Regions from separate parts of the Homo sapiens genome. Here region 2 is linked to region 1. Evidence: read pairs that join two places in POLR2A ChIA-PET (ENCODE). Cell type or tissue: MCF 10A. All regions are shown on one strand. Region 1 overlaps INO80C (INO80 complex subunit C). Region 2 overlaps GALNT1 (polypeptide N-acetylgalactosaminyltransferase 1).

Region 1 (5,000 bases):
TGGAGATTATGAGGGCTTTAGAACTGGCCCAACCTAGGTTTGAATCCAAAACTCAATCACTATGTGACCTTGAACCTGTTCCCCTGGGCCTCAGTTTTCTTTTCTGTATGCTGGGGATAATAGCACCTACTGTGGAGTGGTTGTCAGAATTAAATGAGCTAACTTGCGTAGGACAGCCATCCCTGTGCTTGGCACTTAGGGTACCCGGGAAACATAGCAGTTGGAGGTCCTGGCCTGTTTCTCCTGTGGCTTCTGCACAGCAGGTGCTACTCCCCGTGTGGTGTGCCCTCCCCTAGGGCAGGCTGCCTGCTGGAGCTCTGGGCATACTGTCTTCCCTTGCATGCCCTGTGGCATCATCGTATGCCCTGTTGAGAGCAGAGGTGGGGAACTCAGCTGAAAGAAACTGACTTCTTCAAACTATTTTTATTATGTTTTAAGGGTATCAGCATGGAAGCCATGAGTGAGAATAAAATGGTGCCCTCTGAGTTTAGCACAGGACCTGTGGAAAAAGCTGCCAAACCTTTGCCATTTAAGGATCCCAACTTTGTGGTAAGCATCGAAGGTATTAGCTGAATAAACATCCAAATGCCACACCTCAGCCTCTGATCTTGCTGGGCCTGTAGCCAGGGTGGCACTGGCATTCTCTCCTCCCTCAGTCTCAGTTACCTCCTTCTCCCCTATGGGCAAGATGGGGACAAGAGAAGGGTTCTTTCTGTTGATCTTTTAATGTGCCATATCCCAAGGATTTGGGTGTCCTTTGTGGATTCATTAAAGGATACTGTTTGGAGGGTGGGACATTTCCATGATGATTGTTCCCCTAACCTTTTCATTGGTCTTACAATCTTAGACAAAGCTTGAAATATTTAGCTAAATGAGAAGTACTTCCTCATTAGTTTCATAAGGTAAATCCAAGCTGTTGTGCTGTGGAGTAGAACACAGGGTATTCTTCCTTTCATTCTTGAGACTGGTAATAAACTGCAGCAGTTCAGATTATACTGTTAAATTTTTTTTTAATGAATTAGTTTTGGAAATACAATATTACCAGTGTTTGCAACAGATTTTGGTATTCTTTTCCATTTTATTGTGTCATCTTTGTAGGATAAAAAAAAAAAAAAAGAGGTACCTAGAAGAGTACCCATACTGCAACTGGGGCTTTCTCAACTTTTCCAGGATCCCCAGTTTACATGGCAGAGACTTGCCCCGAGAAGGGAGTTGAGAGATGCAGTCCTGGATTTAAATCTGACTTTGTAGTAAATTTATCTTAAAGTATGAAGAAATTCATGAATGAATTCTACAAAGTTAGACCCAATAAAGGCTTTTTTTTTTACGTGCATATAAAGAAGTAGCCTTTTATTTCTACTCCAGCACAAACTAACTCAAGGGTTTTGACAATCTGAAAACTTCTTTTTTAAACTAAGATTAACATGTTAATGTGTACAGTGAAATACCTTTTAAAAAAAGTCTCAGGGGTCTTAATGATTGTTGACAGATGAGAGGTATATTACAGTTATGATTAGGCATAAATGTCAGATGTCGAAATGGTAGTCTCCATTGGTTTTTGTTTCTTCTAATCCATGCCTTCAATTCAAGCACTCTGGCCACGGTGGCGCAGTAGCTGGCAAGAAGAACAGAACCTGGAAGAACCTGAAACAAATCCTCGCTTCTGAAAGGGCATTGCCGTGGCAACTGAACGATCCTAACTGTGAGCTGTCTAGAGCCTTCCATGTGTTTGTAATGTTCAGAGTAGGAACTGTCTTATAACAACCTACATTATTGTATTGTGTTTGCATCATTGTAGGAAATAATTTTTAGCTTGAGAATTTTATAGTGGCATCAGTCTGGGCAGATTATGTGTGTATTTTCTCATAACTGTATCTGTATTGAGCCTATTTGTTTGTGTTGTCATGGATGTGTGGTTTTTAGGGTCATAGGTCCCAATATGATAATATTGGTGTTTCTACTAGACAAACTTCTTATTCAAAAGTCTACTCTTAAAATGTGTTTCCAAAAACAAGGTAGCCCAAGTATAATACCAGATTTAGGAGGGTTCCTGACAACCAGCTTAAAGGCCAGCTCTTTTATACTTTGTGAGCCAGTGTTTAGTAAATACTTCATGCTGCAGTGTGTCCAGATTTATGTAAAACACTGTTATATGTTCTGTTCAGCTTCACTGGAAAGTACAAGTTCAAAGTTCTCACCATCTCCTACTCCACTGTACTTCTTTCATGGGGGTGACTCACATGGGTGACAAGTGAGCTAGTCATTCATTCGTCTGGGTGTGGACATGAGGGTGTCAGGGTGCTCAGATCCAGTTATTGGCTCATTTGGCATTTCATCACCATCAGCCCATGTAGTGTGAGATCGTGAAAATAGCTGGTGGGCAGATGAGCTTTCCGGTGGTTCTGTGGGAATAGAGGGTCCCTGGTGACAGGGCAGGGCTAGATCTGGAGCCTGCACTTGGCCTGTGACATACTGTCTTGTTTCTGAGAATCCTCCCCTACTTCTCTAGTTAATCTCCAGAGACTTCTGTGACTACTTAATCACAAAGGAAATTTTCAGGAATATTATCAAATACTATTTTAGAAAAAAAAAGAGAAGGGATTTGAATGTTTTCAGTTCAGTTTAGTTATCTTTTTTTTTTTTTTTTCCCAGACTTCAGTATTGATGCTCCTCCATCCTTTAAGCCAGCTAAGAAGTATTCTGATGTTTCAGGTCTGCTTGTGAGTATGATTATATCTCTTATAACATTAAATGGAAAAGATTTCACAGTAATGTCTAATTAGACAAGTGTTGAATATTGATCATGGCTGGTCCTGCCTGGAGCCTGTCTACAGTGATAGGTGATAGGTTTGTGCAGTGTGTTCATTGCTGCAAACAGGCATCTGTGGGGGCAGCCTGCAGGGAGGATTGAACCAGAAAGCAGGAGACTCCAGCTTCTCTTCTTTACCTCTGCTAGTTAACTATATGAGATAACATGAAAGAAACAACTATGTATTTCTTTTTTTACTGCTGAAGTTTTAAAAACCTGCATTTTAGATGATGATTGTATTTACAAAACCATGTTTAAACTTCTCTAAACAGGTGCTTTGGCAAAGGTTGTGACATTCAAACTTATTTTTAAGCATCAGAACCCCTTTTCCAAATGAAATCTTTTACAGAATCCAATATATAACAGCCTGGAGCCCACCTTTCTGCTGTGGTCCCATGTGGATCTGGCCGCCTATCTTCCTCCCCACTCCCCACCACAGTGACTGCTCAAGTGCTTCTGGGGAACACAATTCAGAAACTGCCAGCAGAGCTGAAATAGTGGGAAGTGGGCAAGTTGCTAAAGCTCAGGAACCTCAGAACACCCCCATTTCCTTATTTGCAGAAGGTGGAACCTAAGATTCATCTTTTTTTGTTTTGTTTTGTTTTGTTTTGTTTTGTTTTCTTAAACAAATGGATGAACTTAGAGATTCTTTTAATTAGCTCTTGCATGTCAGGGTCTTAATCCTTTTTCATCTCATAAATTTGGAAAAATAATTTAAGTACTTTACATTTTAATGAAAATATGACTCCAACTTATCTAACAAATTGACCAAATTAATTATGTACGGAGGAGAATTGCCTCCTTTGTTATTATTATGTAATATCCCTGTTTGTCCCTGATAATATTCATTGTTCTGAAGTCTACTTTGTCTGAAATTAATATCGTTACCCCAGCTTTCTTTCGTTCATGTGTGGATGGTATATCTTTCTTGATCTTTTCACTTTTTTTTGAGACAGAGTCTCACTGTGTTGCCCAGGCTGGAGTGCAGTGGCACGCTCTTGGCTCACTCCAGCCTCTACCTCCTGGGTTCAAGCGATTATCCTGCCTCAGCCTCCTGAGTAGCTGGGACTACAGGCACACGCCACCATGCCTGGCTAATTTTTGTATTTTTAGTAGAGATGAGGTTTTGCCATGTTGGCCAGGCTGGTCTTGAACTCCTGACCTCAAGTGATCCTCCTGCCTTGGCCTCCCAAAGTGCTGGGATTACAGGTATGAGCCACCATACCTGGCCTATCTTTTCACTTTTAAACTATCTATATATTTAAAGTGGATTCTTGTTGAAAGCATATTGTTGAGTTGTTGGGTCTTTCTTTTTCTTTTTCTTTTGGAGGTAGAGTCTTGCTCTTTTACCCAGGCTAGAATGGAGTGGTGTGATCATAACTCACTGAAGCCTTGAACTCCTTGGCTCAAGTGATCTCCCAACATCAGCCTCTCAAAGTGCTGGGATTAAAGACGTGAGCCTCTGCACCCAGTGGATCTTGCTTTTTATCCAGTCTATCAATCTAAGAACTGTTGTCCTTAGGCTATTCATCTTTAAAGTGATTGTTGATATGGTTGTATTTAAATCTACCATCTCACTAGTTGTTATTTGTTCCATTTGTGTTGCTTATTTCCCTTTTTCTGCCTTCTCTGGATTTATTGAGCGTTTTTTAATAGACTATATTTTTCAGAACAGTTCTAGATTTATGAAAAACGGAGACAATAGTATAGAAAGTGCCCATATAACCCAAACTCAGTTTCTGCTGTTATTAACATCTATGGTATATTTGTTACAATTAATGAACCAATAGTTATATATTATTATTAACTAAAGTCTATAATTTATTCACATTTCCTTAGTTTTTACCTAAAACTATATCAAATTTAGTCATCCTGTCTCGTTAGACTCCTCTTGGCTCTGCCAGTTTCTCAGGTTGTCCTTGTTTTTAATGACCTTAACAGTTTTAAGGAGCACTAGTCAGGTATTTAGTAGAATCCTCCACTACTGGAATTCCTCTGATGTTTTCTCATGATAAAACTGGGGTTAATTGAACATTTTAAAATTCTGTTTGTTTCCTTATTATTTACACCTCTTTTACAAATTATGAATGGTTACTTTCATGTTTACAATATACATTTTAAATAACCTGAATCTATTTTCAAATATTTTGCCACTTTGTGCATAATGTGAGGGACTTCTAGTAGTGAATTT
Region 2 (5,000 bases), 140 kb before region 1:
ACCACATAGCTGCCATATCCTGAGAGGAAAAAACCTCTATCTTGTTTAAAGCACCTTTTTGTGGGGGAAGAGGGAATACAGGGACCTTTGCGATGCTGCCAAACCTAATGCTAACAAACACAGAAGGAAATCGGTCAAAATAGAAAAATAAGACAAGACTCAGAGGAGAGGTGGTTTCATGGCTTGTTCTTTATCTTCTGCTAACTGTACTTTTGAATAGGCTTTACATTTTTTATTTAAAAAAACCTTTTACTTCCTAGACTTTAAACAGAGATTCTCAAATGTTACCCACAAACAACTGTTGGTCCACAGATCAAGTTAAAACGCAGAGACAACATGTATACTCTATGAGGTGGCCCACCAGAGTGGATAAAGAATTCACTAGAAGCTTGCCAACGACACTACTGAGCGCAGACAGTTACTACACTGTTGTCATCAGTACTGCCACTGCCAGTTTGGATCACAAACAAGACTGTATGATCCCACAGTCTCTTGGCGCTGGACTATGGATGAGAAAGACCAAAAACAATTTGCAGACTAAATGGAAATCTCTGTTGTCACTCCCTTTTCCCAATTTTTTTTTCCATGCATTCCCCAGAGCTCAGTGCCATACTTTTCCTCCTGTATAACTGGATCATCTGTGAGGAGAAAAAGAAGAAAAAAAATCTCAAAGGACAGTAGTACCCTTAGATGAAATTCTTTTTTTTACATTTGTAAGCATGAAGGTTCTTTTGAGAATTGCTTTCCTTAATACACTGTCTGATGTTACTAGGTTACTAACTTAAGCGACCTTTTGAGATCTAAAAAGTTTTCAGATTTGCTCAACAGAACAAATAAAAACCAAAACTTGAGTTAGGGGTAGATTTTAGATTTTTGGCCCTAATAATAGCCTGAAATATTTAGTTACCATTGAAAAAACAAAACAAAACATATATTAGCATGTTACAGAAAGACAGTGTTCTGGTTAGTCACAAATTCTACCTTACAGATTTATCGCAGGTACCACACACTGCAAAACAACCATACCCTTCCTTTTTTCCTTAACTAATCAGTAATTTGGCATATCGGTTTTTAAGTTGCTGTGTTTTCTAACTTGGTTTCTCTCTTACTAGTCTCTCCCTAATGTCATTTAACGTCTCTTAGTTTATAGCGTTAGTGATTGTTTTGCATTCTTGCCTGCTGATTTTCCTGTGAAAAGCTATTCTCTGCCTCCCTCCCTCAACTCGGTCTGCCCTGTAGTCTCAGGCTGCTTCTGCATTGCTATCAGTTAAGATCCATTCTAGGGGATGACCTCAAGCGCCTTTTCTTCATATTTGTTTCAGCTCTTTGGAGGGCTGATTATAGGATTTGCTTCCTGCTCTCAGAACAAACAAACAAACAAAAACAGTGCAGTACAATTAAGTTGACATTTTACTTAACAATGTAATAGGAAAGTTAAGTAAATTGTTGGAAAAAAAAAACTCTGAAATAAACCTGCTATTTAATTCACATCAATAACTCAAACATTTCTTTTGTATTATTTTTTAAAATTCTAATTCTCAAAACTATTCTACTAAAACCTCTAATCACTTGGGTTATCTCTCCTTTTCTTTTAAATACACTAAACAGTTACACATGTTTGTCTTTATTACCCATAATGCAACTAAAAGATAAATTTTTTGCAGATGTCATTTCTCCACTTGAGCTTTAGAGAATTTAAGAATTAAGTTCATCCATGAGCAGTCTTTTTCAAACACACATTACAGTCTAGTCTCAAGCTTCCTTCTTGAGACCCTAACCATAAATTCAAGAGGAATAACTAAAATTTTTTAAAGATGTATTTAAACTAAACATACCAAAGAATATATACTTTTTAATGAATACAAGATTATTTTACAGGTTTAGACTACATTTAATGTAAATAATGTTAATTATGAATGAAAATGATGTAAAATTATTTTCCTAATGGTACTGCACATAATGCTATCTCATTGCACAAGAAAAATCAGAGCAGTTAACAGTTTTGCATTTTGCTGTGCTGTTAACTGCAGTAGTGCTCTCTATACATGTTAAGTGCTTGGCTATCAAAAAAAAAAAAAAAGAACAGCAAAGCAGTCTTAAAAGATGAAACCTTTATCTGCTAGAGCAAAGTTTATGGTTTCATTATAAAGAACCCTAATCTGAAGAGTTATCGAAAAGAAAAGAAGAAGAGAAAGGGAGAGAAATAATTTTTAAAATAGGTATTGTTTTTATTTTTTTAAGGAAAGCTTTTTTAAAAAAACTAAATGTGCTATGTTGATCTTGTTTTGAGTTTTGAATCTACAAATCAACTTAAAAAGACACTTTAGGGACCACTGAGGAAATATGATTATGAACTGGGTTACAGATGCTACTAAGCAATCACTGTTAATTAGGAATGTTAACAGCATTGTGGTCATATTCAAAATGTTCTCATTTTAAAGGATCTATACTGAAGAATGTTAGAGGTAAAATGACATGATGTCTTCCATTGCTTTAAAATACTTGGGCTTAAGAGCAGGGGAGTGAGGTTAGATTGAGAGGTGGAACACAAGTGGGAAAATGTGTTTGCTGAATCTGGAGAATGGATACAGGTTTAAGAGGGCTCGTTTCACTGTTCTGTCTACTTTTATATATGTTAGAATTTCTCGAAATATGATGTTAAAACAAAGAAGTAACTTTTAAACGTGTTTCAGATAGCTAAACGCTAAATTAGGATTTAACATCTTACTTTGGATTTAACATCTTACTTTGGCAGGCCAAATACTGCATACACTGGTGTTCTGTGAACAAAAGCAAGGCATATAGTAGACATTTGTTCACTTAACAAATTTGTTAACTGCCCTACTATATGCCAAGCATTTTACCAGACCATATGAGAACAAAGATGAGTTAGACAACATCACTGTCCTTAGGGAGGAAATGGTCAATATAAATACCTGTAATAAATGATTCTTGGTGGTGTGAGAGAAGAGTCTAGAGAACAGTAGCCACAGACAGGAAATGGAGGGGGGAGCTGTCTGAATGCCTGCAATGCGCCGCTTGCATTACATTCACCCGTCACTGCTGCTCAAATGGGGAAGGAACTACTCATAAAGTTTTGTTTGTTTTCATACCACACCTCACTCTGGCATAAATGAGTCAGGATCTATGGTTACAGGGTTCCTCAGTGGCTTAGGCATTAGAGAGAGAATTTTATCCTAATAACAACCCTTTCAAGTGGGTTTTATCTTCATTTTCAGCTGAGGAAGCTGAAGAGTCAGAAGTTTGAGGGGTGGACCATACTAGAGGACTGGAAGGTCTGAGAAGTCACAGAATTTGAAGAGTGGTGCCAATACAAAGGAGGAGAGAGCTCTGAAAAAGGAGTCTGAGACGATGCTAACTGCCACAGAGAAAGATTACGTGACACTGGAAGCTGTTTCTGCCAAGTATTCAGCAAGCTACCATGAATGTGGAGATTAAAACACAACACTAAAACACTAGAAGGTTTTACAACCTGTGCTAAGCAAAAGGAATCAAACATTACTCAAGACTTCAGGTGAGGATATGCAAGCCTTAGTACTTCTCATTAGCCATATGCAATGCAGGTCAGATAAAAAAAACACCCAGTGTCCAAAGCAATAACAGCTATATTTCTTTTAATAGAGATATAAATTAAACAGGAGAATAAAAGCATAACAACAATTACCAAGCACTTACTGTGTGCTGAGCACTTTGATGGGCACTGTATAACAATACTCCCAACAACCCAGTAAGCCAGGTACTATTATGCACACCATCTTACAGATAGGAAAACTGACACTTTAAAAAGTTAGGTAATTTGGCCAGCGTCACATAGACTATACATGTCAAGGCCAGAATTCAAAATTAGTCAGGTCCCAGCAACTATGATGAAACCCACAAACCTGTATCCTTTACCTTGTCTACCTCTGCAATTTACATAAATTAAATCATATTATAATGTATTCTTCTGCTACCTTTTAAATCCAACATTACGTTTTTAAGACTCATCCATATTGATGTAGTTCACTAACTTTGGTGTCATAGAGCAAGGGGTGGCAAACTAGTATTTTTGTAAATAAAATTTTATGGGAATGCAGCCACTCTCATTCATTTATATATGGTTTACAGCTGCTTTTGCACTACAACGTCAAAGTTGTTGGCCTTTACAGAGACTGTACGGCCTGCAAAGGCTAAAATACTTACTATCTGGCCCTTTACAGAAAAGTCTGCCAACCTCTGCCATGGAGTAGTGCAGTGGTATACTTGACAATGTCCAACTTTTACAATTTTGTCAATGTAGCTTTAATTTGTATTTCCCTGAAAACAACTGTTTACTGGCTATTCATTTTTCTCCTAAGAAACAGCTCTTGCTTTCTTCTGCCATTAACTGTTTTCACACTTACGTATGTATGCGTACTGACATATGGGTGTGTGCATTACTGATTCTAAAAATCCTTATCCTTTGTATGCAAAATATATTCTACTTGTGTATTTGTGACTAGTCTTTACACTCTCCTTTCCATGCACACAAAACCCAAGAGATCTTAATTTTAGTACAGCCAAATTAATAAACCTTTTCCTTCAACAATTGTGCTTTTGGCTTCCAAAGCCTGAGGTCTAAAATACTCTCTAATATTTTATTCTGGAGGCTTAAGTTTTGCCTTTCACAATCTAGTCTTTAATCCATCTGAAATTGCTTTTTTTAATACAGTGTTAGTAAAAACCATTTTTTAAAATGTGGCTAAGAATCCCAACCATTTAAAACGTATTCCATTTCCTTGATTTGTAACATTAGCTCTGTCATGTATTAGCTTTCCACGTACTTAGAGTTCTGGTTTTTGCCTTAACTTCCTTCCATTATCTATTTGTCTATGCTTGTCCAAATATTATGCCATCTCAATGATTAAAGTTTTACACTATCTTAAAATCTTGTAAGACAAGTACTTGCTTCAGGAATGTCTTAGCCATTCTTGACCCTTTGTATTTCCAAATAAATTTTA

The links. Peaks named below come from ENCODE experiments on the same cell type or tissue, not always from the same donor. Only the 100,000 strongest peaks of a DNase experiment are listed, where the experiment ranks them.
Region 2: POLR2A ChIA-PET joins it to region 1 with 14 read pairs; 5 of 35 experiments call an interaction of 5 or more read pairs at or near these places.

What each region holds. Positions count from the first base shown.
Region 1 is chr18:35,476,002-35,481,001 of GRCh38, reverse strand. INO80C (INO80 complex subunit C) reads left to right here. Exons shown (of 5, transcript NM_194281.4): 2 at 439-549; 3 at 1,591-1,702; 4 at 2,653-2,720. Among named protein-coding and RNA genes, the nearest start is that of ZNF24TR, 11 kb to the right of the region's middle. RefSeq lists an enhancer at 1,564-2,763. In MCF 10A, no CTCF peak of the experiment used is centred here; DNase peaks (open chromatin) are centred at 1,641 and 2,281.
Region 2 is chr18:35,615,116-35,620,115 of GRCh38, reverse strand. The region is part of intron 1 of GALNT1 (polypeptide N-acetylgalactosaminyltransferase 1); the gene reads right to left. Among named protein-coding and RNA genes, the nearest start is that of MIR3975, 26 kb to the right of the region's middle. In MCF 10A, no CTCF peak of the experiment used is centred here; a DNase peak (open chromatin) is centred at 3,075.